Regions from separate parts of the Homo sapiens genome. Here region 2 is linked to region 1. A link is a loop called in an ENCODE intact Hi-C map of the cell type or tissue named here. Cell type or tissue: PC-9. All regions are shown on one strand. Each heading gives the region's core, and the rest is flanking DNA. Links, peaks and the distances in the headings are about the cores only.

Evidence for each region. A loop is a pair of places that touch in the nucleus more often than their neighbours do. Peaks named below come from ENCODE experiments on the same cell type or tissue, not always from the same donor. Only the 100,000 strongest peaks of a DNase experiment are listed, where the experiment ranks them.
Region 2: it touches region 1 in a loop (10-fold over the local background); 31 of 110 quality-filtered maps call a loop at or near these places.

The regions. Positions count from the first base shown.
Region 1 is chr6:114,089,926-114,106,736 of GRCh38, reverse strand. The region is part of intron 3 of HS3ST5 (heparan sulfate-glucosamine 3-sulfotransferase 5); the gene reads left to right. All of the region lies in intron 5 of HDAC2-AS2 (HDAC2 and HS3ST5 antisense RNA 2), which reads right to left. Among named protein-coding and RNA genes, the nearest start is that of HDAC2, 130 kb to the right of the region's middle. In PC-9, for the core only: CTCF peaks have their summits at 9,769 and 9,987 (motif pointing left); no DNase peak of the experiment used is centred there.
Region 2 is chr6:114,294,588-114,311,398 of GRCh38, reverse strand. The region is part of intron 1 of HS3ST5 (heparan sulfate-glucosamine 3-sulfotransferase 5); the gene reads left to right. The region is part of intron 9 of HDAC2-AS2 (HDAC2 and HS3ST5 antisense RNA 2); the gene reads right to left. Among named protein-coding and RNA genes, the nearest start is that of HS3ST5, 40 kb to the left of the region's middle. In PC-9, for the core only: CTCF peaks have their summits at 6,715 and 6,916 (motif pointing right); a DNase peak (open chromatin) is centred at 7,208.

The DNA of each region.
Region 1 (16,811 bases), core at 5,169-13,168:
GTACCTTGCATTTCATAATTACCTTGAATAAGTGATTTCAGTAATGGTATAAGCTTCAGCTCTAAACCAGCAAGGAAGTTTTTTCAAAAGGAAAGTTTTAACTTCATGTTAAATATTCTCCCAACTTCTAGACAGTCATTTTACTATAGTTGCCACAAATCAATACCTTATTTTCATGTACTGCATAAAAGTTGTTATAGATGTATTTTTTAAAGTATGGATATGTGCCCATTATATGTAGTTTTTACTCTGTACTGTTATTTACAGAAAAGTACAAATAGAATATATTGTAAGTGGGAAAGGCAGAATTTCTTTTTTGTAGGTCTTTTTTGTTCAATTCAAATCAAGGAACATTTATGGAATGCTAACTCTACACAGCGTTCTTTTGTTAATAGTATTTCTTAATTTGTTATCCTTTTCCTAAGTGACAGTATTTTATCATTTTATTCGATAGGTCTATTTTAACAGAGAGATGGCTACTCTTAGATTAGTCATATGATGGATGATAATGTAATTTATTTCATTCAAGTAGGGATAGTTCGTGCATTTCTGGGAATCTCATTATCTTGAAAACTTTGCCCTATTATCTTCTTCTTTTCATGAAATTACCTCCTTAGCTTAATTACAAGTGTAGTGTTTTCCCACAGGCAATATAATATCTACTTACCCTAAATACCCCAAAGTAAAGAACACTTGGAGCATTAAGTAAAACTGATTTGTTGAGCCCAAATCGAAAACAACATTACAGCTTACTGGTTAATCAATGTAAATTTCACTAATGCCACAAGGAGTCAAATCCATTTGTAAAAGAACATGTGTGCAATCTATTTCATAAACTTGTATCATATGCAATGTTAATTTGATCTAAGGTAGTTCTGTGAGACAAAAAGAATATTACCCCAAAATGCTCTATTTAATCATTGTATAACAAGAGTTATGCCCAGTTATGGCAGGAGATGTGCACAGAGCTATGTAGAAACGTTTATTGACACAGAAAACAGCAGTTTATAAATTTGATCAGTTAGTTATTATAGCAAATTTATAGTGCACTTATCCTAAGGAAAATCTACTCATTAGTGACCACAAGAATAAGAAGTCCCCACTTTTTACCAAATTTAATTCTTGAAAATTGTTTCTAAGGTGACAACAATATTTCTCCACAGGCAGAAAATGTTACTGTGGTTACATTTCCCGATCAAATAAATATTTGGTATCAAATAAATAAAAAATATAATCAATATTATATCACAGTAGCAAAGATACAACAAATATAAACTTCTTCCTTGAGATAAAATGGTAAAATTATCCTGCCAATCATATAAAACAGCACCGATTAACTAATTACTTGCTCCTTAAGAGGTCAAAAATCCCACTCCCTGTACACATAATTCCTAACAGTGCTACTCTACTGTGTGGTTACCTAAAGTAGCATACTAGCTGAAACATGCTTTGGCTAAAATTTTACTGACATTTCTTTGGCTTAGAATTTAGGAGGATTTGGAGGGATTATATATCACTTTTCAGCGCTCCTGAAGCTGTCCATAGACATTTGAGCTGCTGCCTTCTTTTTCCTAATGTATTTTTCCTCTAGCAAGCAAAAGTGTTCATTCATAATTATTCCTTTGACCTTAAAACCGCCTCAAATAAGGTAGGCACTGGTTACTCAGTGGTTCTATTGACAGCTATGAGAGTAGTTTACACTTTACTGGGAGATCATAGGAAAAAAAAAATCACCAGGTCATTAGCACAAACTTTTTTTTTTCCTTTTTCTGTGGATGTTTGAAAGTGCTCTTGTAAACCGCAAAGATGACTGGTATCCCAGAGCACAGGTACCTGCTTCAAAATCTGTCAAAGTTTTAAGTGGATGGACAAAGGTGGTAAAAATTGAGGTTTGGGTGTTCACTGAGCCTGAACTGAGGAAAATGATACACAACGCTACAAAAAATGAGTCTCGTGACATAACCCTTAATCCATGGGTAACTTGAACCAAAAGTATTCTCCTTCTTCTGTATATTTGTTCTCAACCCCCAATTCCTCATAACTTTCTAAGTAAGTAGGGTGAAAAGAAAGTCAGGGCTGCCTAGGGAAGCTACATTTGCTTCTCAAGGCTTGCACCTGCATATTTCATGCCCGACATGTTGCTGAACACAACCGAGTAAAGTGCCAGAATAAAATCAGCTCTGTCCACGTGGTACCAGGAATGCTGCTGAAATGAAGGTAAGTATAGGATTCCACAGGATCTAAGACAGTCCAGGGAACTGGGACCAATTGTGGGAAACCTCAAAGCTGAGCATATTTGAAGAAAATGCAGAGTAAAATGGCTATGGGCTGCCGGGAGGCCTGGATTTGAGATACCAAGCACCACTGATATAAACACTGATGCTCAGAAAAAGAAATGATGAGTGTGTATTTGTGTCCCTTGAGACCTAATTTAATTTATAATTATTCACCAGAGATAAGAGGCAAGGTATGTCTACTTGCTGGATATCTGAATTTACACAGTTCTCTAGTCATTAGTATTTTTTACAAATATACCACTCAGACTAGGGGTCAGAGGATCTGGGTTTAATTCCAAGACCTGTCACTTATCTGTCATGATTTTTGTAGCTTATAAAGATCTCTACAGTTTAAACATTTTTTTTAAAAGTCTAGCACTCCCCCTCCCTGGATAACAGAATTGTTTTAAATACCAAAAGGAATGAAATACTTAAGAGTGCTTTGAAAATTAGAACAATAGGCCGGGCACAGTGGCTCACGCCTGTAATTCCAGCACTTTGGGAGGCCGAGATGGGCGGATCACGAGGTCAGGAGATCGAGACCATCCTGGCTAACAAGGTGAAACCCTGTCTCTACTAAAAATACAAAAAAAAAAAAAAAAATTAGCCAGGTGTGGTGGCAGGTGCTTGTAGTCCCAGCTACTCGGGAGGCCGAAGCAGGAGGATGGCGTGAACCTGGGAGGTGGAGCTTGCAGTGAGCCGCCACTGCACTCCAGCCTGGGAGACAGACACTCCGTCTCAAAAAAAAAAAAAAAAAGAAGAAGAAAAAGAAAGAAAGAAAATTAGAACAATAAAGAATACAGTTAGGCTTGAGGCCAGGAGTTTCAGACAGGCAACAGAGTCAGACCCTGTCTCTATAAAAAAAAAATTAATTTAAAAAAAGAAAGAGAAAGAAAGGAATATAGTCAATCAACAAGAAATGTATTGCTGACTATGTTCTCTGAAGTCAACTAGCTGATGTTCATGAGCTTTTCCATCATGTCTTGTAATCATCTATACAATTATTTAGTTAATATTTTTTCTTAAATCAACTCATTTTTCCCCTTTTGCACCCACATTACTCTTATCATAAAACATAATATTCATAAAATCAGAGGTTGATGTGTTTATCATTTTTTTTAAGCTTTTAAGAGTCAAGGTCTTGCTCTGTTGCCCAGGCTGGAGTGCAGTGGTGCGATAATAATCTCTAATTCCTGAGCTCAAACGATCTTCCTGCCTCAGCCTCCCAATAATTTAATACGTACTAAAATGAATTCATACTTATTAAAAGTTTTTAAAAGTTCTGTATATCATGCCTCAATAAACACTGCTAGGGAAGAAGAAGGCCTTAAAATGCAGGCAAGTAGCTGAGACTGAACAGGGTAAGAAACAGAAGCCATAAAAGGGTTGAACAATTGTTATTTGATCCTTTTTCAGATAGCATCACTCTCCTCTTTAAAAGTACAGTATTGATTTTTAACTTAAGGTGAGTTAGAAATTTATTTTGAAAATTCTCTTTTTCAAAAAAAAATTCTTTACAGTCACTAAAGTCATCTGGAAGTGTAGAATCTGAAGAAAAATTTTTATTTGAGGTTTAAAATTTTATCTTGGTCTGGAAACTTCTGTTTTGTCAAAGGAAGGGGTGATATTGGCACATTCTGGAGTTCAGAATTTTTCTGTAATGCGTGCTTAAAAAGCCAGATTTTAAACTTTTTACACAGCCCTACCTGTGGCTCAGCATGTTAGCATTATGATGTATTTTAAGGATGGAGTTTGAACTAAGATTATAGTGTGTGATTTTTGGCATAGGCAAACAATCCAATAAACTGAGCGTTCAAAAAAGGAAAACAAAGACCATGTAAATCTCTTCAAGCCAGAATGTCTACCTCTTGCTTCCTTGGGTAGAGCTACTGTGGTCCAAGTTTATTACCTTTAAGTTATCCCTGTCTGTACCCTCCTCAATCATGGCACAATTCTCCCTGGGCATCTAAGGCATTGGGGACCCATCATGGTAATGTTCAAAAGGTCTAGAACACCAGTCCTCCTGCTCCAGATGGGGGAAAGTAGACAAACAACAGTGAGCTCCTCCAGATCCACAAATCAGCTCCCATTTCAGTGCCGAATGACAGAGATTCCGGAACCAGCTTACGTTCTGGGAATGGCAAAGACCTCAGGTAGAAAGAACTATGTGCAACCATTTCCAAGCCAGGAGTGCAGTAACATATTGAATGGTTAGGCAGTAGAGGCAACTCTGCAGTTAATACACATTCTTTAAACTTTTATTTTAGGTTCATGAGTACATGTACAGGTTTGTAATATAGGTAAATTGTGTGTCACAGAGGTTTGGTATACAGATTTCACCACCCAGATAACTAAGTATAGTACCTGATAGGTAGTTTTTAGATCCTCACCCTTCTCCCATCCTTCACCCTCAAGTAGGCCCCAGTGTCTCTTGTTCTCATCTTTGTGTCCAAGTGCACTCAATGTTTAGCTACTACTTATAAGTGAGAACATGTGGTATTTGGTTTTCTGTTCCTGAGTTGGTTTGCTTAGGATAATGACCTCCATGTCCATCCATGTTGCCACAAAGGACATGATCTCATTATTTTTTATAGCTGCATAGCATTCCATGGTGTACATGTACCACATTTTCTTTACCCAGTCTACCGTTGATGGGAATTTAGGTTGATTCCATGCCTTTACTATTGTGAATACTGCTGTGATGAACACACGTGTGCATGTGTCTTTATGGCAGAATAATTTCTATTCCTTTGGATATGTACCCAATAATGGGATTGCTGGGTCAAATGATAATTCTGTTTTAAGTTGTTTGAGAAATTGCCAAACTACTTTCCACAATGGCAGAACTGATTTACATTCCCATCAGCAGTATATAAGCACTCCCTTTTCTCTGCAGCCTCACTAGCATCATACACAGTTTTCTTTATTGAAAATATTTTTGGAGCTTTTGATATACCCACAGGCACTGTAAATCAACAAAAGGGGCACTCTGTCCTCAATTACATCATTCTTCAAAATTTTTTAACCACGTGGTGCTTTTTTAGGAGCATGTGAGGAGAATAACATCCCAGGAGAGTCCTACTCTAAAAAGATACTGCTGTTTGGGACAATATAGATATAATGCAATATCATATAGGAAGTTGTCTTTTTGTATATTTTTAAAACATGTTACTTTTGTGCTTTGGAGTTGCCCTAAATAAATATGTTGTAAACCTTTGTGAGTATCTGCTTATTCGGCTTAATAACCCTTTTGTGGCTTTTGAATAATGTAAGAATTTGATTCATTATTTAGAAATCTGAGTTGCTGCAGCAATGAACCAGATATTACATTTAATCGAGACTGCCAATACTGCACAGATTGCCAGCCTCACAGGACATCAGACCTAACTGAACTTTCCTGCTAGTTTTAGAAAAAAAGACAGAAAAATAATTCACTTCCAAAAGTTAGAGAAAACACTTTGCCAATTACTAGTGACCCTTGATGTGACTTTTAATTTATAGAAAGGCCCAGATTAATTGTTTTCAAACCAAAAGCTATGACTCTTAGCTAGCACTTTAATTTTACACAAATCTTCTCCTCCATCTTGACTGTGAGATCGTACCTATAGAGTGATAAGCCTTCTAATGATGCCTGGCATAGTGTCAGCTTTTGAAGCCATATACTGTGTATGTTTTGGAACTAAATATTTCTTCTTTCCATTGACTCTTGACCCCCTTAGAACAACTGTCACCTTCTTCAAATGCTTTCACTAAGTAAAAAGTCAATTGGCTGTAAGTGGTGATGAAGAAAATGTCGTGTGATTAATGCTACAGTTTAGGCTGTTGTGATTAGTCACAGGAAAAACAGTTAAACTTCCTCCCCCAAGAAACATGGTATGTTAACGGCAAATGGCCTGCCTCAAGCCCAATAGGAAGAAATAGTTGGGCAGTGTTAAAAGCTGCCTATTGATTTGTGCCCCGACTGAAAGCCATGTGCTGATGTAAATGAAAATGTGTCAAGAGTTGATATCGATTTTTTTTTTAAATCAGACCATCTCTGGGGAAATACTGCTAGCCATACTACTGCTCGTCTATGAGTGAAATAAGGTTCCTTTCCACAAGACTACACATGTCCAGACATCAAATTTTTCTCTTTAACCGAGGTGTGGTAGGATGCCTCTCTATCGTCTGCAATCTCTGCGTGGAGAACGTGACCCAGAGACTATAAAGATTGTCTTGATGAAAGACATGTATGTGGGGAAGGGTGTGAGCTCATGCCACCTATCTACACATTGGTCTGTTTGTGTATGGTTCGTAACACACATGTAGGCTTCAGCTAGGAATTGTCATCCTATGTCTCCTAGAATAAATCATTGTAGAAGAATAAATTTATTTTTAGAAAATTCTATCCAGAGAGAACCACAATATAGGATAAAAGGTAAAACATATTAGAATATGAACCATGAAGTTGGGGTCTTTCTTTTCCTTCAGACTGTAGGAAAACTAGCCACATTTTTTTCCATTTCTTAGGAGTTATTCCCTGAGCTGTACCTTATTCATAGACTGCAGTGCTTGTAAATATTGACTAACTATATATGAAAAGGCCAAGAGTCATAATAATCATGCAGCTTTGGGTCATATCTGTGGGGATTTCAGCTGCCTAGGTAAGGCTGCACTCCTGATTCAGCTGGGATAAAGCATGGACGCTAATATTAGGCTATTAGAATGGAAAATTAGTGTGGAAGAGGAGAGGGGTCATCACCTAGCAATATATGTGGATTATTTGGAATCAACTACTGGGATTAGAGAAAATCCTAATAAACTAATAAGGGATATGGTCTTTCCCTCCATGCTAGCTTAGAGAGCTGAATCCACTTAGTTTGATTTATTGGCCTTAGGTACAGACACATGATGAAAACTTCACTTTGCAAATTGATTAACTTTTTGTTGATTACTCAATGACTTTTGCAGTACTCTAAATTTTATGATCTGTGTGCCTTGTGCTCCAGATTAAAGGAAAAACAATGATCTGAAATAGACCTTAGGGAATAGGAATTACTATGATGAGACAATTTTATACTGAAAGTTCTGCATTAAAATTTAGGAATCTGTAACAAAAACTTTCAGAAGACAGTTTGTTACTAGTAACTGGGAAGACAAATGAGGTCTTACAAATGATCTAAGTAGATGGAACTTTTCAATTAGGGCTGCTGCCTTAAAATCCTTAAAATTAACTTGTACTTCTTAAAACAGGTGTAGCTTGCTGGCCCTGTAATTTGACTAACAAGCTAAGGCTTATGGCTGACCCTCTAGTGTATTCCTAAGGTGGCTATTTTCTGCAGCATGGAAGAGCAGCCCTTTCTGCAACATGGAAGACTAGCGCTGACTCAGAGATCTTTGCCTATCTATCAGGAGTTCTAGACCAGCTCTTGACTGCTCCACCTCACATCATTTCTTGTATTGTTATTTAACTTCGGGTATATATTTATTATCTCCAACAGGACATTAAACTCAATAAAAACATGCATTATAGTTCATTGTGTTGGCACCAGTGCATAAATTCATAACTGCTCAAGGAAAAAATACACAAATATATGTACATACATGTACACATATATGTGTGTATGTACATATTTTTAATGCAAGATGAGCTAGCCTTCCTATGACATTAAATTATTTAATCACTTTTTACACTGAAATCAAAAAAATACACACCAATGGCTTTACACAGTTATTTATTCTAAGATGAATGCAAATTACCTCAGAAGATATTATCCAGAATAACAATAAATGTTTATTCTTTCTTCTTACGGTTTATATAGCTGCTTAATATGCCCATTCATCAAGTATTTCCTAGTTGTCTTTCACGCTCAAGCATATAAATATATAATTTCAAATATATAATCATTTTCAAATATATAATTTAATATTATATATTAAAATATATATTTGATAGTGATAAATATATACATATCATACATATATATGTACTTGAGGAAAAATAATTTGAGAGTGGCCATAAAGTCTGAAAATATAGACAATATTAATTTATCATCTATATTTAATATAATATTAATACATTATTTGTTATATGTTTTGTTTCCAGGTTTGGTGACCACTCAGTGTTTGCAAATATATTGTAAAGGTATATACATTTAACAAATTAACTGATCTTCTGATTTTAACTTCAGTTACCAGGTTGAAGGTTTTTCTTTACTTGCTTTTTTTGTTTTAAATAAAAGAAAGCAAATGATTTTAGGAAGAGAATTGTCACAGCCAAAAACTTCCAGGTTAAGCAAAAGATCATAATAACTTTATCTTACCAACTACCTTGAATGTTCTAAAGTATGTTCTTCACTCGCTTAGTAAAACGTCTGAATTAGAAAGCTTATATTACCATTTAATTCCCAGCCTTTCCTTTCTGGGGCCACCCTCACTTTTCCAAGTACTATACTAGTGAAAGAAGTAGAGAAGTAAATGTCTGTACATGAGTCATGCATTTGTCTTTTGATTGTAGAGAAGAAAAAGAAAATACATATCTACACATATAAACCTAAAAATAAGAATGAATTATTTGCCAGCCCACAAAATTTTTCACTACTCCATTTTTGTCCTTTAGGGGTAGAGTTAGTTAAAAATCTGTTTTTTAAATTTTGGTTTGGAATTAATAGGCTGAGATGGGAAACCAGAAAATAATGAGAATATATACTATACTTTGATTTTTTTTAAAAAAGGAAAGAATAAGGAAGTAGAGCTCAGGAAAATTACCTTCTTTTCTCATTCCCTAAATCTTCTATCCCCAAAATAATTTTGATTACTTCAATTCAAAGTGCTCATATTTTCCAGAGCACAAAATAGACTCCAAATATAGTTCTATACAGAATTTTATATATTTATGCCACAACATTTGACAATCATAGAAAAATATAAGAAATATGCAACACGGAATTCTTATAATTGGAACATATTTGAAAGCATGGAAACAAACATAAATTACAATATACAATATAAAGGATGCTAAATACCCAATATTTCCTTCCCTGGTAATAATGCTTTTGTTTTAATATGTTTTAATGTTCCTAGGAAAAGTTGTTAAACAAGTTTTGCATTTTGCATATCTTAGAACAGTAAATGAAATATACCCTAATAAGTTACCTTTTTTCATAAGTATATCCACATAGGACCAAGCCTTTTAATGAATTCCTTTAACTGGTAATATATTAGTATTTACAATTTAAAAGCTTTATTCTGTATATTCTGTTGAATAAGGTTAAACAACCTAATATCCAATTATATATATGTATAGAGATACATATTTCATATCTATAAATAATTATCTATTAATTGATGGAATAATTCAGGTGGCAAAAATTTTAAACATTTTGTTTTGTATTACTCAGGAAGAAAAGTAATCAGGAAACTAGAGGAAGCTCTTTTTTTCCCCTTTTTATTACACCAAAGAAATTGAGTGCAATGAAGCACATTATTCCTTTCTTTATCAGGTGCATATTTACATTTGCATTTCTAAATTATTTACCATAAATACATTTTTAACACTAGAAAACCTTAAAATAATAAAGTTCCATTTTTCAGGCTTTGTACAAACATGCAAATGTTAATATGACTAAGGAATATACTTTAAATTACAGAGCATTTTTATTCATTATTCTATTACCCCTGCTGTGATAGTCAGGCCTCCCACCTATGGAATATTAGAGAGCCCCCTAGTGGCACTTATATGCCTATTAAATTTCCAAACGAAGAATAAAGTTAGTTACTTTCCTTACTAACTGCTAGGACCAGTTTTGATACCTAAACATATTTGGTTGACTTTTTTCCCCAATTTTTAAACCCAAGTTGACTTCCCTTTATGTACCACACAAATTGTGCACGTTTATGGCATCAAAAATGTAATAATAACATCATCTCTGGTTATTCAAATGCTCAGTTGCTAAACATCTCTCTTCATTTTTTCTCACCTGGTAACCTTTCCAGTCATCTCAGAAATCATTTGGAGATTCACTGTGAAAAACATTTTTATGGGGAAAAAAAGTCCTACGTTAACTGGTAAAAGCGTACACTTACCCAAATAGATGTTATTTTAATGTTATTGCAGTAAAGAGGCATGTCTTCATTATACTTTCATGTAGCCGGATGAAAAGATATACAAAATGATACCTAAGATGCATTATCACTGAGGCAGCCATCTAACATGTTTGGAACTTTTTAACATTACACTAGTTTATGGTCAAGATTTGATGACGGGCTCAAGGGTGATGTTCCCTTGGACTAGTGAACAATTTGCAGTATTTTTGATGCTTTTTCCACTGGATACCCACAAAGCCTCTGCCCTTGCCTAAAATTATCCTTCTTAATAGGTGAGTGAACGCTTCCTGAAGGTTTAAAATACATCCATGGAATCTTAAAAGGTAAGGTGAAGGTAGTCTTACAAATGCTGGAAAAGAATGTTCTGCACAGTGAAAATAACTTCAACAGGAATATGGAGATGAAACTAGCATGAATATGCCCCAGGAACTATACTGTAAATGATTAGTATCATTGAAATACAGAGTGAGAGGTAGGAGCATAGGACAGGAGACGTATCCAGAGATGTAACAGGGACCAACTACACTATGGAAGGCTTTGGGGACTACAGTAAGGGTTTTAATTTATCCTAAATACTAGTAGAAAATATTGTAAGATAAACCAGGTTTCTGCTTTAGGAAATCAGTCTGGGAATAGACGTGAGGATAAATTAGAGGGGGAATAAGATTCCAAGTCAGAGTGAACATTTGGTCCAAGCAGGAAATGATGAGAGCTGGTAGAGAAAGTTGTCAAAAGTGCCTCTACAGTAAAGTGAGGTCATTTTTGGGCTACTGATGCCCTGGACAACAGTAGAATTAACTGGAGTCTCAGCAAAGGCCTTAGCACCACCCTGCTTCAGTTAAATCGCCTATCAGTGTTGTCTTCTTTGGTTATTTGCCCCTTATCCTTGGTAATTCTGCTGCCTCCCTCCCTCTCCCATATTCATGTGAGCATCTTGTAGCCATCAGCCCTGAAGAAAGGCATGGGTTGTGTAGTTTGAACTTCACTAGTTTGACGGGTATGAAGCAAAGAAAAGAATAACTGGTTGAAAGGTAGGATTTTGGAACATGCAGAGTGGTTAGATGCTAGATGTTGGGCATAAGGGACAGGAAGAAGGCCAGAATGGCTCCAGGGTCTCTGTCATTGCAACTGGGAAGATGGAAGCACTAATCACTGTTTATACAGCCAATGAAAGAGGAGGGCCAAAAGTGAAGTGTATTTGCTTTCTATGCTGTGTTACAAATTCTCACGAAGTTAGCAGCTTAAAACAACATGCATTTATTACCTCATCAATCCTATGGGGCATGAGTTTGGGCATGGCTTAGCTGAGTTCCCTGCTTCAGAGTCTCACAAGACTGCCATCAAGGTGTCACCTACGGCTTGGTTCTCATCTGGAGACTAAACTAAGGGAAGGAGATGTGCTTCCCTGCATGTGGTTGTTGACAGCATTCAGTTTCTAGCAGCTGAAGGTTCATGACAGCTTCCTCCTTCAAAGCCAGCAACAGAGATAGAGAGTCCACAGTAAGCCTACTAGAAGGACCATCTTATGTCATGTATAAAAATCACAACGGTGACATTGCATCACCTTTGCTATGTGGGCTAGACACAAGTCACAGGTTCTGCCCATACTCACGGGGAGGAGATTATACAAAAGCATGAATATCAGGGACCAGGGATCATGACAGCCACCCTGTCTATCATAGGAGTACTTTTATAATGTTTACAAAATGTGAAATTACTGAGTGTTTTTACCTCCAACTATTGCTGTAAGGAAATTATATTATACCATAACTTGGATCGTTATTATATAGGCTTAGGATTATTAGAATAAATGTCCCAAGAATAGCTACCATATAGGAGGAAAAAAAGGAATAACTCCATTCTTTCTGATCTTTACCCCCCATTCAGAAGGGTTCCTACATTTCTAACAGGAATTTGTTCTTCAGTGTCTCACATACCTCTGAGAAATCTCAGTTTATGGTTTGGAAACTATCAAAGAGCAAACTCCAAGAATACCTAAAACTAAATAACACTATAACATTGGATTGTTGCTGGTTGCTTTCCTATCCACTGTGAAGTTTGACTTGTTGTAAATATTTAGGGAAGTATCAAAACTAACTTTAAATTATTTCCTTGTGCACCTCTTCTTGAACTCCCCCAAATAAGTCAAGATTTTTTAAAAACTAGGGCAGTCCTAAAATGGCATATATTATATCCAGTCGTCTTCTAAGTCCTAACAACTTTTTCTTTAAAATATTAATACTGGCTCTACCTCATCCCCTTTTTTCTATTTACACAACTTCTCAACACTGGTGCAAGCTGTTACTGTCTTATGTCTGGATAAATCAGCATCACCATCCTATTTGGTATCCTTACTCTACTTTTCCCTTCCCTCTTCTGTCAGAGCTATTCAAGATTGAATTTTTATTATATATAAACAGCTTTGAACATGCAGTTTCTTTTTTCAGTCCTGCATGCTGGTGCTCTATTTGCTATACTACCATCTACATGCCCATGTCTGCTTTTTTAGAAGGTCTATTATCTAATGTACCTGCCTATTCAATTATATTCCCATTCTTAACACAAATCATATTTTCTCTTCCAAATAATTTCCTCTTGGCCTCTATACAAAGCAGGCTTGTTTTCGTTTTTTTTGTCTGCTCAGATTTTAGTTCCAGCTTGGGTTGTCCATGCATCTGTCATCATGTCTGCCCTAAGTCATGATGAATAGATACTGCACAATGGGGAGCCCAGGTAAAGAGTAAGAGGAAACCAGATGTATAGAAAAGAAAAGGAGAAAGATGAGATGAACCCATAACAGAACTCAGAAGGCAAAGCCCATGGCAGAGCCAGAAGGTTGGAAGAAGGTAGGCGAAATGAACAGTAATATCATCAGATTCTAGAAGTCAAAACCAATCCAAGCCTGGTAGGTAAGCCAGGACAAATGTAAATATCAAGGGTGGAGACAAGCAAAGAGGGGCAGACAGAAAACATCCAGACACACACACACACACACACACACACACACACACACACACACACAAACAAACAAACAAAAAAGATACAAGGTCATTCTCAGGCCTTATAGGGATGAATGAGCAAAGAGAACAGGCAGGTGCATATTCATCAGGAGCAGCTTGATTAGAGAGGCCACATTCATCCTGAAAGCCAGGTTCTTTAACAACCCAGTGTACTTCCTGTTCAGGCAGACTGGTGCATGTGGAGGATTACGGTCTTTGAAGCCAGTCAGACATGGGTTCAAATTCCTCTTCCACCATTTGTTAACTGTGTGGCCTTGGACTTGTTATTGAACTTCCACAATCCTGACTTCACTAATCTGTAACATGTGGATCATTCTACCAGTCTCATGGAGTTATAAGAATTAAATGTGATTACATATACTATATGAAATGCCTGACATCGGCCAGGTGCAGTGACTCACACCTATAATCCCAGCACTTTGAGAGGCCAAGGTGGGTGGATCACCTGAGGTCAGGAGTTCGAGACCAGCCTGGCCAACATGGTGAAACCCCATCTCTACTGAAAATACAAAATTAGCAGGGTATAGTGGTATGTGCCTGTAATCCTACTACTTGGGAGGCTGAGGCAGTTGAATCGCTTGAACCCCAGGAGGCAGAGGTTGCAGTAAGCCGAGATCGCACCATTGCACTCCAGCCTGGGCAAAAAGAGTGAAACTCCTTCTCAAAAAAAAAAAAACAAAATAAATAAATAAATAAATAAATAAGCCTGACATCTGGCAAGTATACAACATATATGTTGATTTTTATCATTTTATTTTTATTTCTATTTTTCTGTCTGCCAAAACCAAAATGGCTGCCAACTTGTAGCTATCCTTTTATAAGGTCTGCATGACTTTCTCTAACCTCTTGTGATCCATAAAACCTGCCTCATACATTGTGCCACTTACCACAGAGTGTTCTTTAGGTGTGCTAAGTTTCAGGTTATTCAAGCTAATTTCTTCAATGATATTAAAAGCTCCTTGGGGAGAGATTTCCCAGTGCTGAGCTCATCATATTCAGCCTACACTTGAGATTACAATGCATTTCAAGGCCCCGCTTCATTCACCCATTCAGCAGCTATGTATTCAACACCATGTGTGATGTACTGGGGATGAGACAACAAAGAAGACAAGCTCAGCTTCCTAGAGGTAGGCATGGGTTATGTCACTAAAGTAAGGGCACTGTCATCTTAAAAATGGAAGGACCCTAAGAGATTATCTAGCCCAGCTCTTTACTTTTACAAAGATGCAACTGAGAATCACAGAAATGACAGTGGCATATAATTTCTTCTCCACTGACCTCTTTTTGGCCTGTTGAATCACTGTCATTTGGAAAAACGAAGAGATAAAAGTCTAGGATGTTTTAACTGAGTGAGAGTTTGAGAGTGGTTTTGCCTTCTGCCATGTCACTGTAAAAGAGGCCACTTATCTCAGACAGCATTGCCAGCAAATGTCCATGGCATAGCCTCCTGCAAGTCTCTACCAGAAAACATAAGAGTTCTCTGTGGCTGCTATGCTCTGACCTCTTTGCTTGTTCCCCAGTGTGAGAAAAATAAAAAAATCATCATAGGAAGAAACACAGGTAATTCAGGAAACATGCAAAGATACTTTCGCTTTCTTTGTTGGGAAAGGCCAAAACATGGTGGCTTCTTCCAGCAATCATTCCAGACCACTGCTTAGTACATTTTTTTTTTTGAGATGGAGTCTCGCTCTGTCACCCAGGCTGGGTGCAGTGGCGCAATCTCGGCTCACAGCAAGCTCTGCCTCCCGGGTTCATGCCATTCTCCTGCCTCAGCCTCCGGAGTAGCTGGGACTACAGGTGCCCACCACGATGCCCAGCTAATTTTCTGTATTTTTTTTTTTTAGTAGAGATGGGGTTTCACCATGTTAGCCAGGATGGTCTCGCTCTCCTGACCTGGTGATCTGCCCGCCTCGGCTTCCCAAAGTGCTGGGATTACAGGCATGAGCCACTGCACCCAGCCACTGCTTAGTACATTTAAAATGACACATCTAAGCATTTGTATGTAGGGATGCATTTGAATCAATAATATGAGACTGGCATCTGAAGACTCAGTGGCTTTAATCAAACTGTTTGCTCAACATCCTTCAATACTTGATCCACAAACTTATTTCAAAATTAGAATGTCAAGGTGAAGATTAACACCTCCAGTTCAGTGGGGCTAATGAGACATGACTTATTAATCCTACAAGAAAATCTTAATTAGGCACTGGGGCACTGCTTGTTTCATTGTTAAATACTACCCAATCCCCAAAGAATTGGAAAATAAATAGGGACTAAAATAGAAAGGAGTGTTATAATTAGGCCCCCTGAAATGAAAGAAATAGTTTTTTTCTCCCCACAGAAAGTATTTGTCACTTTTTTCCCTAAATTACCCAGTATTAGCATTTGTAATAAAAGTTTGATACAAACATTCTTGAAATAGCTAGACATGTGAACACCAGAGAACAGTGAGAGTCTGATGCACCAGAACTCTGCTAAGAGGGCAATTGTACTGCTGAGTTTCAGCTGCAGCAAAATTCACGTCACCGTCCAGGTTAATTAGCAAGATAACTTCATTATTATTTACTTCTTGTTCATTTAATAGGCTCTTCCATTAAGATACACTCATTTTTAACACTAAGGATTTCGTGATGCAAGTTGAAAAGGAATTGCTTCACTTTATTTCGTTGGCATTTTTTTGCAAACTATCCATAGTACCCAAAAAGGAAATGGGAGAAGGGAGGGCTGCAGCACAAGGGAATAGCAGACATTTACCCAAGCTTCCTAAAACTGAAAAGCTGGAACATAGCATACCCATAGTAACACTCATGACCAACAAGTTTTCCATAACATTTGGTGTTCTAAAATTTGTTTTCATCAGTGGATTAAAGATAAGTGCAGAAAAGAAGAAAGAAGGACAGAGAAGAGGGAGGAGGGAGGAGGGGGTAGGGAAAGTGGGAGAGAATCTTTGTGACATTCATTTACTACTTCAGAATAAGTCACCTTGTTAAGTTACAGCCAGAAAAAAATATCACTGGCATTCGAGACACAATTTGTTACAAAGTATACTAATAAACCAGATTGCCAAATTATGTCAGTCACATCTAAATAACAACAAGCAAATTGCCTTACACAGACGGAGAATGTGTAAGGTGCATAGATTTCCTGTGAGGCAACCTCAACTAAGACTTATTGATTAATGTTATCCTACTTGTTTATTCTGTTTAAAAGCACGGACTGCATTATTTTCGCCTTCCATTAAAGCCTAAGCCCCACATTTCAAAATCTTCAAGCTTTAAATAAAGTTTCCTTATCTTTGGCAGAGGGTTCATGGCCACATGTACAGGGTTCTCAAAGAAATGTCAGTGACTACCTCCCCAACGCCAGAGCTTCAGAAATGCAAGAGTACCCCCAACTAAAGTTTTGGGAAGCCAGTTTAACAATTATTCCG
Region 2 (16,811 bases), core at 3,430-11,429, 210 kb before region 1:
ATTTAAATCAACCATAACCGTTCTACTCAGAATAAGCATTCTTAACATATTGGTATATATTCTTCCAAATATACAATCACAAGGACCAAAATGGAAACATATTCTAAATATCATTCTTTTCCTTAAAACATTGTAGATCTCTATATCTTAGTAAATGAAGGTCGAATAGCATCAGATTTTATTATTTGAAAGTAATACATCTTGTTTAACCACTTCCCAGTAATGTTCATTACAAATATTTTTGTTGTTGTTTTGTTTTGTTTTTATTTTTGTCATTATTAACAGTGCTATGATTAAGAGCCTGGTAGGTATAATTTTGCATTCTTATCTGATTGTTAGACTGTTTGTTTCAATGAATAAAATTGGTAGTTACGTTTCTTTGTTTATTTAATGTATTTATTCTTGAGCCTGAACTTAATCTTGATGACATTGGCTATATTAGCATATTCAACCTATTGGAACATTTATAATCTGGAAGTAAACCAGAAAGTTGCCAAACTCTATTTGCTTTTCCAGGGGATTTTGAGGCCTTAAGTGAGTTTACATATGTGAAAGTAGATGGAATATTCTGTTACACATTTCTATCATTGAAAATCGTCGGGGAATATAATCATATCATTAATTAAACATATACAGACAGTTCTCTACTTATCAAGGTTCAACTTAATGATTTTTCAACTCTACGATGGTGTGAAAATGAGCAACATAAGATATTTTTAACTTCCCATGAGTTTTTGGGGACATAACCACTATTGCAAGTCAAAGAGCATCTATATACAACAAACATCCATTGTGCACAGGTCTCTACCTAGATGCAAAAGGCCTGAAAAAAATAAAAGACTTCCTAGGTTCCTAGCAGGAAAAAAAAAAAGCTATTTGGTGAGTAAATAAAGTCTTTTCCACAAAAAAACGTTTTTGAAGTTTTTGCCGTTTATAATACAATTGAATTTGAGAACTTAAGATGCCATTTTAATAGGAATTTCTTGCTCTGGAGTCCTTAATAAGTTACAGATAAGCATAATTATTTGTTTTCATATCTCTCTGAAAAAAAATCTAGAATCCCAAACCTTTTCTTACACAACTACCTCTCCCTGACCATTGGCATATAGTAAAGGCACGTTTTCATTCATTTATTGAGTAGCTATTGTGCAATAAATGTACTGAGCATCCTGGAGGAGCTTGCCACCTACTCGGGACTATAACATTTGAAAGATATTTCAGATAGGAGAATTTTAGTTTGGATTTAAATCTAAGTCTTCTGTGAGGACTATGAGTTTAATTTTTTCCCCCATCATTCCATCATGGACTCATCATTTCCTTGTCCAGTACAATATATTGGAGAGAGCAAGTTTACTGCTCACTTCCATTGAATCATAGGTCTTTTTCTCTGCACATTACCCTGAAGACCTTAATGAAAGGCATGTTTGAAAGTATACGTAAATATAGATACTTTTTCTTTAGATGTACTTTATATTTATGAAATCAAAGTTGGAAAAGAGCCCTGGCAGGCAATATTTAGTGCAAACTTAATTCTCTGTTTAGAATGTGAAACAATCTTGGCCCAAAGACAAATGTAGTACTATATTTTTCAGTGTTTTATTTCTCATATTTAAAAAATTTAACACAAAAGGATATTTAATGTTTTCTTTTTTGTTGTTTTTGAGACAAAGCAGCATCTCACTCTGTCGCCCAGGCTGGAGTGCAGTGGTGCAACCTTGGCTCACTGCAACCTCCGCCTTCTGGGTTCAAGCATTTCTCCTGTCTCAGCCTACTGAGTAGCAGTGATTACAGATGCACACCACCAAGCCCGGTTAATTTTTGTATTTTTAATAGAGATAGGGTTTCTCCATATTGGCCATGCTGGTTTCGAACTCCTGACCTCAAGTGCTCTGCCTGCCTCAAAAGTGCTCTGCCTGCCTTGGCATCCCAAAGTGCTGGCATTATAGGTGTGAGCCACCACACCTGGCCAGGATATTTAATATTTTCAACCTGTGGTTACTACTGAATTCATTATATTGGGTAACATTTTAGAAATAGGTGGATGTGTTTTATTGACAAGTCCCTCACATAGTAAGAGGTTTTTACCTATTACTGCTTAAATCTCTTCTGGACAACTCTATTTGTACTTTAAGTATTTTACAAATTTCGGTTATTTAAGCCTACCACCCTTTTAGAGACTTTATGTCCCTGAGTGCTCATATGTATTCTGTGAAAAGATTTCTTAGAGTGTGGTCAAAGAAATCACTTTCAACAGCATCCCCTAGGTTACTTGTTAAAGGGCTTTCCTGGCCCTATCTCTTCTAAATCTGGATCTCTGTAAGTGTGACTCTGTATTTTATATTATTGACGTCCCAGATGAGTATGATGTTCACTACAGTTTAAGTACCAATGACTTACGGGATCAGTTCTCATTTTTGCCTCCTAGTTGCCGGTTAACATGATGCCTAGTCTGAAGGGAACATCATCCTTCTCTTGTTTCATACCTGCTTGGCTCTGAGAGCACCTGCCATCAAGGACAACTGTGTCTCACCAACTTGGGAGGAGAAATGTTTCTATGGGCATTTCAGGGTTTTGTTGGCATGCAGGGAGCTGTCAAGAGAATCACCTTACTGATCTATTTGTTCACTCATTTCTCCTTACCTGGTCTGGTTTTCACCTCCTCCTGGGACTGGGTGCTGGGGCAGTTCAGGGGGTCAGAGGCATTTCATGAGCTACAGGTCTATGTCAACAGTGAAAGAGCTATTCTTTCTTGTACTCTACTCAAATGTTCAGTGAGCCATCTAGTTAGTTTTTGTTTTTGTTTTTGTTTTTTGAGACAGAGTCTTGCTCTGTCACCCAGGCTGGAGTGCAGTGGTGTGATCTCGGCTCACTGCAAGCTCCGCCTCCTGGGTTCATGCCATTCTCCTGCCTCAGCCTCCCGAGTAGCTGGGACTACAGGCGCCTGCCACCACGCCCGGCTAATTTTCCTGTATTTCTTAGTAGAGACGGGGTTTCACTGTGTTAGCCATGACGGTCTCGATCTCCTGACCTCGTGATCTGCCCGCCTCGGCCTCCCAAAGTGCTGGGATTGCAGGCATGAGCCACCGCGCCCTGCCACCATCTAGTTAGTTTTAAACTACACTGTTTTCTGCTATGTAGGAGGGTCAAATAAGTACAAGAATATTAAGTTTAAGAGACTTATGCTCCAGAGATAATTTTTTAAAATTCAATTTATGCTTAAGATATTCCTAAACTTACTAGTATATAGATGTTCAACTTAAATATTTTAATAGTCATTTACAATGATCATTTTTCTCTGTTTTTCTTGAAGAGTAGTCTATTAATTACTTATTTTCTCTCTGTGAACAATGTCAATGTATAAAAATTTTATTTCCAAATTAATATATTGTTATCTGCTTCCTAAAGCAATTTCTAAGCATTCATTATATGACACAACTCATTAGGTATTTTACTAATCAGTCTTAATATTGCACATTGAGTAATTATCTTATAAATTTGAGCAGCATTATATATACAGACTAATCAAAACTCCCAAATCATTTCAATCAAAAAACAATATGAAACTGGTAAATAATAATATATTGATAAGAAATTTTAATTCACCTCACATTGATATTAATTAAAACGGTCATATTCCAAATTTTCTTGGTTATATTGCTATCAATATTTTATTATCTATTAAAGGAAAGCAAATCACATCTCACTAGTAAACGCCAATTCATCTACTTTTTAAATTTAAATGCAAATTCTTTCCACCCCTTACCTTTACAAAGAGATAAGTCAAAATAGGAATTGCGTATGTTATGCATTACTTTATACACACTTCAATATCAAAATTATTTTTTATCATGATTCTCCAGAAACTTATTTTAGACCGACATCAAGGAATTCAATTTTTATCCTAGTTTCTATATGAAATTGCAATACAACAATAAAATTCTTAGACATTTCTTATTAAAGAAAAAAAAAACTAGGTTTTATCCTAGTTCTCACAAATCCCTGTGTAATTTTCAATAGATTACTAGATGGAAAAAAAAAAACAGTAAGGATATTTGTGCTATACATACTTCAAAGGTGGCATCCTATGCTCTTCTCATGAAGGACAGAGAAATGCCTTTTATATTATGAACTACTAGTAAAGTGAGTAATGACTAAGAGGATGTCCTAGCAAACCTGCCCTAGGTAATCTCATACAGGTTTCAGAATCAAAGTTGTAAATTTCCTCTTAGTGCCTACAAAGTTTGGAAACTGCAGTTTTACAACATAAGGCTTTGGGCCTTCTGTATCAACAATAAAGGAATCCAAATCCACATTTTCTCTAATTATGATTTGGAAGTCCTTGCTTGAAGTGAATATAGTAAGATGTTCATGCTGCCCTTGCTACTGTCGTTAATTGTGCACAGTTCTCCCATGATCCTTCACCCGCTGCTGCTACTGCCTATACTGAGGTGGTCAGAACAAAGTTCAGGAGAAATAGATGTTGAAATGGACAAAAATAAGTGATCGTATGTCCTATATGTATTTCTTAAGAAGGAAATAAATATTTAGCATTTGGGGAGTCTCTTGGTTATTCAGATTTCTAGCTAGATCAGAAATAGGTAAGATTTACTAGATTTCTTAATCCTTTTATTAAACTTATTGGATTCTGGATTGTAAAGCACTTGATACACTTTCATTTAACTTGGGTACTCAAATAGTATCTTTCACATATAGCTATTTTTATAGCAACCACACCTGTGTCTTATAGAGCAATCCATAGGTGTCTTTTTTATTTAACCTGTAGAATATTGAGAATGTTTTTAGTCTAGAATTGCATTGATGTATAACACTTCACAGCTAAAATATAGAAACACTTTAGAAAAATTACTATAAATATAATATCGAGCACTAAAAAACAATGTTTTAGTAATGTTATAATTCAAAATTGGCTCTGAGATATATTCTAGGTCAAAATTATATACTATTTGTAATCCAGTGAAAAAATTATTTGCTTATAGATTATATATATGTAATAATTTATATGTAAATGATTTTACTAAGAGATAAAGGATGAGAAGACCAAAGATGTCCCCTAAGGATGCTGTAGGAATGAAGAATATATATTTTATATATATATATATGTGTGTGTGTGTGTGTGTGTGTATATATATATATATATATGTATATTTCATTTACAGAAGCTTTGCCTTAAATAGTCCCTGAATAAATGAGAAAAAAAACTAAACTGAAATTTGGACCCTTATGAGAATAGAAGGATATGTTGAACATTTTTTAATAGTCATAATTATTTAAAAAATTACATTCAGGCAAAGACTCCCAGAATTTAAAGCACTTTCTTAGAGGCAGAATGCAATGGTAATTGTACAGGAATGCGACTTTGGACTTTCTGAACTTAAGTGTTTATGTCTGTTAATTCAAGATGCCAACCAGTTGGTCTCTCAGTTCAACATTATGTAGTCCAGTGTATTATGTCAATCCTGCTTCTCAAATTGTGGTCCATGGACCCCTGAAATCTTCTAGTCACTGTCAAGAGAGTCCCATAATAATATTAAGGTGCTCTTTGTCTGTTTCATTGTGTTGAGATTTGTATTGATGGTGCAAAAATCAGTGGTGAGTAAGATGCTGGTGCCTTAGCATGAATCAAATCTAAGTGGCACTAGACTGATTGTATTATTTACTGCCACATATTCACGTGAAGAGAAGGAGAAGAGACAGGAGAAGGAGAAGGCAACTTTTCTTAAGAGTGTCCTTGATGAAGCAGTAAAAATCTCAACTTTTGAGCATGGTCTTTTTAATAATCTGTGTGATGAAATGAAAAGTACACATAAGATACTTTTACTGCATACCCAAGCACAAGGGCAGTCTTGAGGAAAAGTTCATGTGGGTCCTTTGAGTTGCTAGCTGAACTAGCCACTTTTTCATGGAACATCATGTTTACTTGAAAGAACAACTGTCAAGCTGCTATTATTCATAGTTGGGTATTTCACATGCATTTTCTGAAAAATAACATAGTGAGTCTGTCACTTCAAAAGAACAACTGACAATATTTGTTTTCAAATTTGAACTTTTACTTGAAAGCTTGAATTTTAGAATTAGAAAAAAGTATTAGAAAATTGTATATGCCACTCTGAGTATGACTGCTTCTGAATATGTAAAGACTTTCCTGATGAGGTGGGTGGTGATATTAATGAATATGATTTTTAAATAATGACATATGTCAACATTTAGGAGAACTGCAGAACTCAGTGCAATATTTTCAAAATGACCAGTACATGATGGTAAAATTTATGCTTAGTAAGAGATCCATTCAAAGTGAAAGATAGGCCAGTGAATTTTAATGTAATAGAGTACATTGATATGGTTTCAGATTTCACATTGCAACTAATCTTTAAGAAATGATTACTTGTCAAGTTTTGGTGTAGTATTAAAGAAAAATACCCACAGCTATTTTAAAAAGCTATTCAATTACTCCTTTCTTTTTCAACTCTATGTCTATGTGAGAGCTAACTTTTAAAAATATACATCAACCAAAACATCTTGCAAAAGATTGACTACTGAAGCATTTATGAAAATCCAGCTGTCATTTATTATGTCAGACACTAGAACTTTTCAAACATATAAAACAATCTATCTCTTCTTGCAGTTTTTGTTTGCTTGGAAAGGACAGTTATTTTTCATAACAATGTTATGTGTTAACATGGAATGAGTTCATTTTTGCTATTTTTAAATGAATGATTTTTTAAAAATCTGTTTTAATTTCTAATATGGTTAATAGTAATAAATAAAACCTACATGAAACAAAAGCTTCTAAGACCAAAAAGTTTGAGAATCGCTGATATAATCAGGGTGGTTTGGAAGCAGCTATTCAAATCCAAAATAAAGCTTCTTTTGCCACTAGAGGGAGCTTCCATTTTACATAAATGTATTGTATAGAGGCATTAAAAATTTATATGAAAAATAAATGTGAGAGTTCTAGAATCACAGCACTTACTATGCAGCACAAAGCTTTGTGAGAACACTACTGCTTTATTTCTGTGGTAGCCCTTTAAACAAAATGGAAGGATTTTTTTCCTACATTCATAATTGTGTTTGTGCCTAGTATGCTTGAGAAAATGATGTCAACATTAGATATTTAAGAAAACATCACAAATTCTTAATATATGATACCATATAGAAAGAATTCATTATCTTTTTCATCTTTCTAACTGCTTCCTTATAAGTAGCAGGTGTTGATGTAGTTCTTTCTTTTCTGACTGACCTTTGAGTAATTGCTAATTGAGTGTAGGTCAGTCAGAAATACTTCTGACATCTTGTATTTCTCCCAGAGACATTTGTATCAGTTACAGAGAAATGACTGTGCATATGGAAGCAATGGGGAAGTCCTGAATGATTTAGTTCTCTTCTCTGAGGTCCACATGGAATCACACCACTACTGCAGCCAGTCATTACTGTGGTTTTATAAACTCTCCCTCAGTGACATGCATTTTTTAAATAATAAAATTTATCTTTCTTTGTCTTCCTGAAGGCTTGATATGGAAAATCACATTCTGATTTATGGGCACAGGCTCAATAGATAAAGCTGCTAGATTAATTTTGTAGATATTTTAGAAATAATTGCATGCATTATATTTCATAAATAATCTTAAGTAGACAGTGTTATAGTAGAATTTAAGTTAAGCACATCCAAATTTGCAGCACCAATGTTGGTCCAAATTCTTTAGGATGTTTGTCTTCTTAGTATGATGTAATGTGCCCTGATAAGTACCAACGTGAGAAAACCCCTGTAAGAAAAATCATTTTCCTTGAGTACTTTCTTCTTCCTGCAGAGCCTTTTCTTATATTCTCTTAAACTAGTGGTTCTTAACATATTGAAGTAAAAAAAAATTGTTTTTAAATCAGGTGGAAGCCATAGTCACTCTGCCCAGAAAAAAAAAAATGCAAACACAGTATGATATATTTTGCTTACAAATTTTCAGGTTTTTGGACCTCCTAAGTCCATGAGAGTTCTAGGTTAAGAATCCAGACTTTAAATCAATAGGAAACCAGTGAAGCTAAAATGTGGCAGGTTTCTTTTGAGGTGGGGGTGGGGGGACTGAGGAAGGAGAGTATAAATATCTGGGACAAACATGCGTTAATCACCTTATTTATTTGAAATCACAAAAAAATCTTTGGGAATCCTGAAATACTTTTAGTAAAGGCTCCAAAATCCATTTCTACTAAAATATTATATATATAAAAGCTAGAGCTGAAAGCTTAGGTAGAGTTGAGGCCGGACTTGGTGAAACCTGGTTACACCCCAGTGCAGAAATCCATCCAACCTGCCAGTCTCCGTCATGGATTTTAAAAAGTGATGTATTTAGAAAAGCAGTATTCAGTCCATCTTAGTTTAAACAAATTAAACTTTTTTGAGTTTCCAGGAGCCAAATTAGTCTCAAGAATTCATTAAGAATAACTACACAAGTTTAAGTTATATAAAAGAAGCTAAGAGCATTTTAAATGTGGGCAAACAACTCACAATAGTAACATTAAAGTTGTTCATCCATATTCAGTTTGTAACATTTTCACTCTTAATTGAGAAAGGATTGTCATAATATATTTCAACTATGAATAATGAAGACATAAAATGATTTTACTAAGAGATAAAGGATTGGAGGACCAAAGATGTCCCGTAAGGATGCTATAGGAATGAAGACGAGAAAGGAGAGTAGAAAGACAGTCCTTTGCTCACAAATTCTTGGCAAATGTTGACAGTTGAAGCTTACCCAGAAAATGAAATAATTTTTTCTTTCTTTCAAAATAATTGTACCCCGCATCTCTGCTCCCTAAAATGTTTGTGAAGAATTTTCATTATTACACATTGCTCTCCAGATGTCCTTCTTTTAATCTCACATTTACATACCTGAATTATTGTCCTAGGTTTTACTTAAGTAGCAGGTGATTGATAGTTTAATTTTGCATATGTGCTTGGATATAGCCATGGTGGTGAAATGAAACTAGACAAACTTTATTATTAATAAACTTAACTATGACTTTCTCTTACCATTTCATGTCTACTGCCATATTCTAGTGATCATGAAATAATAATTTGCAATGGCTTTCAGCAAGGATAGATTACTGGTACCTTGATTCTACTTTTTTGAGGGTTATGTTGATTGAAACGATTAATTTTTCTGTCTTTCTCATTACCTAGTTGAGCCTAACAAATATATTAAGGGTGTCTAGGGTCATCACACATAAAATGAATGTGTGACTCCTGCAAAACTGAAAAATTGAGTTTGTAGGCTGCCAGTTTGGCAAGAATACATTCAATACCTTTCTGGGTAACTTCAAATATTTGCAAAACTTGGAGACAACAGCAGACAGTATGATTTGCAGCTTGGAGAGTAAACTTTGTGAGTCAACAATGATGTTGAAAGCCAGCGAAGATCTAATAAATACACGTTACAGTTTTAACACTGAAAATCAACTTGCAGTTATTCATGAGGCTATTTTTTCTTCTTAAAAAGCCCTTGGTTGCCCTTCCATTCCTCTAAATTTGGCAGACACACTTAAGTGGTGATGATGAGTGGATGGTGGCATGTGGCAGGCTGTGTCATGGTCCTGGGAGACCTGTCCCATTCTGAAGAGAACCCCATGAAGCAGCTGAGGGCTCAGCCATATGTCCAGATTTTTCAGGAGATGGATGATGAGAGCTAAGGAGAGTGTCAGTGTCCCTGAAATGGAGATCAGGTCAAGGATTCAGCCCCAGGTAGAGAAGTGAACCAAAGCTTTACCATATTTAGGAAAGAGTGTGGGGTAAGGAGCTCTGGTGCTGATGCAATAGGGAGAATATTATGGCTTCTTCCAGATGTAGATCCCTTAAATTTACACAATTGCCTAGGATACCAAGGCTCACTCTTAGACCTTACTTGCTACTGGGAATGAGGCTTCTCAAATTAAATATGCCTTGTTCAGGATTGACTCAGGTGAGCTAAGACAACAAGTGTTTGACAGTGGATCCACAACTGAGAAAATGAGGACATCTTTTCTCCAGTGCAACACTTTCATTTCCCAGGGGACCCTAGTGTGTCCTATGAATGACCTTTAGAAATAAATTAACTTTTCCTAGAAAAATAACAAAGATGAACTAAAAATGAACTTATTATTAATAACATACATTTTGCACAGAATTGACCTTTGATGAAACCTGCTTATTATTTTTTAAACAGCTTTACTGAGATGTGATTCTCATACCATAAAATTCACCTATTTAAAGCATACAGTTCAGCAGTTTTTAGTACATTCACAGAGTTCTGTGACCATTACCACAATCTCTGGAACATTTTATTCTAGAACATTTTCTTCATCCCCTCAGTAATCCCTGCACCCGTTAGAGTCACTTTTCAGACTCCCCCACTCCAACGTACTAGCTCTAGGCAACTACTAATCTACTTTCTGTCTCTATAGATTTTCCTATTCTGAGCATTTTATACAAATCTAAGCATACAATATGTGGTCTTTTGTGACTGGCTTTTTTCACTCAGCATAATGTTTCAAGGTTCACCCTTGTTATAGCATGCATCAGTACTTTATTCCTTTTTACTGTACAGTAATATTCTATTGTATGAATATACCATCTTTTATTCATTCATCAGTTTGTAAGTATTTGTGTTTCTACTTTCTAGCTATCATGAGTAATGCTGCTGTGAGCATTCATGTACACGTTTGTGTGTGTGGACATAAGTTTTTATTTTTCTTGGATATGTATCTAGGAATGGAATTGCTGGGTCATATGGCAACCCTATGTTTTGTGTGTTGAGGAATTCACAAATTGTTTTCCAAAGTGGTTGTGCCGTTTTATAATCCCACCAGCAATGTATGAGGGTTCAAATTTCTCTACATTCTTACCAGCACTTATTATTGTCTGTCTTTTTTGTTTTAGCTTTTCTGATGGTGGTGAAGTGATATCTCATTGTAGTTTGAGATTGCATTTCCCTAATTACTAATGATGTTGAGCATCATCTCATGTGCTTGTTGACCATTTGAATATCTTCTTTGGAGAAAATGTCTATTCAAATCTTTAGCCCATTTTTGAATTGGATTTTTTTGTATATTTAAAGTATTCTTTATATGTTATATATACAAAACTCTTTTCAGATAGATGGCTTGTAAATATTTTCTCCTATTCTCTGGGTTGTCTTTTCATTTTCTTGATGATGTCCTTTGAAATACTATAGCACAATAGTTTTAATTTTGATGAAATCCGGTTTTTTTCTTTTCTCATCCATACTTTTGGTGTCATATCTAAAAAAAAAAAGACTGCCTAAAATACTAGGCATATTAAGCCATTTTACATTTTAACCCTTAGTCTTTTAGACTTGCATAATTTTTCCTTTGCTGTATTATCAGGCTGTCTTCACCAGCACTTAAGGACCATTTCTCTGGTGTTAGAACATGAGAGAGGGAACAGTTTTCAGGAAGTCCTTTTTTTATAGAAATCATTTAGCTCCTAGCAGCCACTAGCAGTGAACATAGGAAAGAGCAGATAAGAACACAAAACTTACATTTTCTTCTTAACCTCATGTAGAAATTTCACTGAGGTATAGTATATTTCTAGTTATTTTTATGTATTTTAATTAATGCCCAACACTTTGAATGCTCACAAAGAATATCATCACTAGAAAACTCAGTCTTATCTCTTCCAAAATAAATTATTGGATAGTGTTACTTAGTACAGGACTATCGGGGAACCTGCCCCCAATAGTCACGTAGGTTCTTTTCTATTTTCCCTAAGTGTCAGCCGGGTTGAGAAATAAAGGGACAGAATACAAAAGAGAGAAATTTCGAAGCTGGGCATCCGGGGGAGACATCACATGTCGGTAGGTTCCGTGATGCCCCAGGAGCCGTAAAACCAGCAAGTTTTTATTAGGGATTTTCAAAAGGGGAGGGAGTGTAAGAATAGGGTGTGGGTCACAGAGATCACATACTTCACAAGGTAATAGAATATCACAAGGCAAATGGAGGCAGTGCGAGATCACAGGACCAGGGCGAAATTAAAATTGCTAATGAAGTTTCGGGCACCATTGTCATTGATAACATCTTATCAGCAGACAGGGTTTGAGAGCAACCGGTCTGACCAAAATTTATTAGGCAGGAATTTCCTTGTCCTAATAAGCCTGGGAACACTATGGGAGACTGGGGCTTATTTCATCCCTACAGTTTCAACCATAGAAGATGGCTACACCCAAGGGGGCCATTTTAGAGGCCCACCCTCAGGGGTGCATTCTCTTTCTCAGGGATGTTGCTTGCTGAGAAAAAGAATTCAGCAATATTTCTCCCATTTGCTTTTGAAAGAAGAGAAATATGGCTCTGTTCCGCCCGGCTCACCAGCGGTCAGAATTTAAGGTTATCTCTCTTGTTCCCTGAACATTGCTGTTATCCTGTTCTTTTTTTAAGGTGCCCAGATTTCATATTGTTCAAACACGCATGCTCTACAATTTGTGCAGTTAACGCAATCATCACAGGGTCCTGAGGTGACATACATACTCCTCAGCTTGTGAGATGACAGGATAAGACGGGCATAGGAAATCACAAGGGTATTGATTGGGGAAGTGATAAGTGTCCACGAAATCTTCACAATTTATGTTTAGAGATTGCAGTAAAGACAGGCATAAGAAATTGTAAAAGTATTAATTTGGGGAACTAATAAATGTCCATGAAATCTTCACAATCCACGTTCTTCTTCCATGGCTTCAGCCGGTCCCCCCATTCGGGGTCCCTGCCTTCCCGCAACATAGGACAAGAGTGTATACTCTGGAGTCGTGCTGCCAGGTTGAATCCTGACTCTAACACTTGGCCGTATGAGTTTGGGCAAGTTATATGATGTTTTGTGTGTGTTTTAATTCTCATCTATGACATTGGAATAATGACAGGACCTACCTCATAGAATTGTGAAGATTAAATGAGATATTATAGGTAAACTAATTAGAACAATGTCTGACACATAATAAGTGCCCTTAAGTGTTAAATGAGAATGATGTTATTGTTTTGTGTTACAGAATTAGTGTATCTGTGGAAAATTGGCCAAAACAAATTCTGATGGATCTTCTTTATTGCTGTTTAAATATTTCAGACAAAATGAAATATAACCTAGAATATGAACAGTGCTAGATATGCATACTTGAAACAAAAATCATCATGGTCATTTATATATTTCTATTTTACTAAGATTTTTTTCTCTTATAAAAATAAATTATACCTTCTAATAGTAAGGAAATTGCCTCTGCCAGTTTTTATTGTTTAATTTGTTTTAATTTCAAACATTAAAATAGCACATTAATTGATCAAGGAATCTCAATTACTTTCAAATGCTGCAAATATACTAATATTTATTCATGGCAGTCACAGCAGGGGTAGAGGGACAGGAGACAACCATCTTCTAGAGGAAGAACTTTTAAAACAATTATATTAATTCCATTTATAGGAAAAAGAATAATTCATAGAAAAATTAATGTTGCAGTTCCTAAAAGCATGTTCCAGTTACTATTCCCAAAACAATGTGTCAGATTCTATTGTATTCATTGGCTATTAGTCATTTTGGCAGCTTGGGCTATGCTGCCACTAACAGTTTCATGAGACTAGCATACTATCTTCTAGTTTACACAAAATTGTGTAGATACCTTGTCTCTCTATCAGACTGTTGCTCCTTGAAGGAAAGCGTTAACCAAGCCTGTTCTGTATTCCCCATATCCAGTATGGTACTTTGTCCATAGAAAGCACTCAGTAGATTCCAAAGGGATCATACAATTTTAGAGCCACAGGAGAAAGGCCTTCATTAGATATGGGTAAATTCATTGTGTAATGTATGAAAAAAATATATACTAACTCTACAGTAAAGGAATGAAAAAAGTCTGGAAAGATGCTTTTCCCCATGAAGCCTGCTTTCCCTTTGCTCCTTTGCAGTTTCCCAATCTTGTTCCTCTTCCTGTCACTCATGGTGCTAACACAGATGCCTCAGGACACCGCTTGGCTGGGTGCATCTACAGGTGTTCCCTGCGTATCCGAAATGGCCTTATTCAGCAGATTCTCTTGCTTGTGTACGTCCCTGTCTCTCCCTCTAAACCGGAGCCCTGTGAAGGCAGAAATCATTCTTGTCTTGTGTTGCATTATTTTTGTCTAGTGTGTAGTGGTCCGGTGTATATCTAAAAAAAAAACACTCATATATAGTAATGATTGAAGTAAATGTCTAGCTCTGCTGTGGGCTAGCTGTGTGATTTGGGGGAAGTCCGTTAGCCTCTCTGGGCCTCTGTCCATCTCTCTATAAAGAGATGAGGCTGGACCTGATCAGTGTTTGAAATGAGGTGATCCATTTGCTGATTCTGATCCAGAACGGTGTTTTTATTTTTATTTTTTCTTGTTTGTTTTTACAGAGAAGCGTGTACTCCCATTTTGCTGCAAGACCCCCTTTCAACTTTCACCTTTGTGTTCAGTGTTATCCTCCAAGCTCCTGAAGGCACTCTGGCATAGGCTGAAGCTTTGTGTTACCTTTCTGTTCTAAAATTTGGAGTCTGTGGTTTTAAGACATGCATGATTTCGTGCTTCACCTCCATTTACTTACAAGCAGGAGCTTTCATTTACATTGTCTTGTCGTCTTGAGTATCATTTGTTTTGACTCTTTCTACCTGGCAAAGCTTTTGGATTTCAAAGCTCACAAATTCCTGCTGTTGGCTGTGCCCTTTACTTTAACAGGGGTGATTATATCTTCTCTCTAGATATTTTTATTAGCATCCTACAGGGTGTGAATTTTTAGCATTATGTTGAAGATAAAATGAATAGTGGGAAAACAACATCTTTCGGAATATATATCCACACATGAATTTTAGAAATCCTATTACTAATTTGAAATTATTTATTTTCCTTTCTATGGATTATACTTATGAGTCTATGTTGGTTATGGAGATGGATGAATACATTTTGATTCTGAACTTACCAGCAAAATTCATAAGTAAGTATACATATGTACTATAGACATGTTAATAACTTTATTTAATTAGTTATACCCCAGGATTTTTTTTTCCAGGGCAAAACCAATATAAAAATGGGTATAATCCTCAGTGAATCTGTTGTGTGAGGTCTGATTACTTCTATGACGTGGCATTCTATAAATATTGCTGCTTATTAGATTGAAGTATAGTTGACATGGACCCATATTTAGAGTGGGCCATAACATGCCTTTGTTGAGTAAAAATGTTAATATAGCTAGTAGTTATGAACAGTGAGATGAACTTCTGCTATTTTTGCACTCAAAAAAAGTAAGAAATGTAAATTTTGTGAGTGTGTTTTCTGTGCTGAGTAGAATAGCAGCCATTACATTGAGAGATAGGTGACCGTTTGGCTGATTATTGCTGCCTATTTTAGAACATTCTGTATGGTTAGCTACTTGAAGCATAGATTCACAATAGGAGCAACTTTCAAATCTAGTAGAAACCCGTGGGACATACACATGGGCCTGTTCAAATAATTGAACTCCCTTCCACTTATGACTATCTTATTTGCCACTTGGTGCAGCCCTGAAGATTGTACAAGCTGTGAAGAAGCCACTTGGATATGGTCTGGCAGTCTCAAAGCAATCATTTCAGCTTCCGTCACAGTAGACCTACTTTATGGAGCACCAAGGGGCACTGTCATTAAGAATACTAAGGAAGTAATTGCTTGTACATGGCCCTGAGTAGTTCCTTCCCTTCTATATAGTTTGCATGCTTTTACACAGTTATTCTCCACGTTGTTATTTCAGATATTAGGAGATTTGTGGTCACAGGCTAAAGATGACCTTATTATACAACAATCTGACGTTTGAAGCAGCAGTATCTAGATATGTCAGTTTCTTATATATAGCTTTGAATAAGTGTTTCTGCTTTGGAAGAAGCTCTACCTATCTGATACATCTGTAAATGTGGCAAGTTAAAGATTACCATGGTCAATACAGTCTTTCTCCATCTTTGGTCTTATTACCCTCACCCTATGTCAAGTGCTTTATCTCTTTTGGAGAAGGGAGCCTGAGTTTACTGAGGACTCAATGTGCTTGCTATCAATGCCTACTCACTTAAAAGACATTTATTATTACTTCATAGACAAAATTTATTGATTAATAAAATATCTGAAATGAATAAGGGGCATTAGAGAAGACAGTTCTGATTCAAATTTATTTTTCCCCTTATTTTCTGTAAATATATTTTACCTTATTAAATGTGTGTGAGTACATAACAATGAGAAAGAGAATGAATGAGAAAATGTAGGCACACACTCTCTCAGAATAAAATCTTGCTCTTGTGTGTGATTTTGTTCTGATGCCAGCTATCTGGGTTTGAAAAAAAAGTTTTTAGTGCCTTGTTAATTATGTGTTCACCATTATTACATAAGTAATTACCTTATGTAATAATATTAATGATATTAAGCTCCATTCAATAAGAGAACTGTAATCCTCAATTGCACAGACATCCTCGCCTTTAGATATTTATTCAAAATTTAGAGAAAAAGAAAGATACATAGAAGAATTAGATATTTGATCTTTGTAAGGATTTCCAAAAAACTTTTTGACCAATTTCAGCCAACATTAGTGAAACAAAATCAGTGATATAACATTGCATGGTATTAACATTGTTTCAGGATCATGAGAAAGCTCTTTCTGTATCAGAAATGCATACCTTTAAATGGAATCCCAGCACTTTGGGAGGCCGAGGTGGGCAGATCACGAGGTCAGGAGATGGAGACCACGGTGAAACCCCGTCTCTACTAAAAATACAGAAAATTAGCTGGGCGCAGTGGCGGGCGCC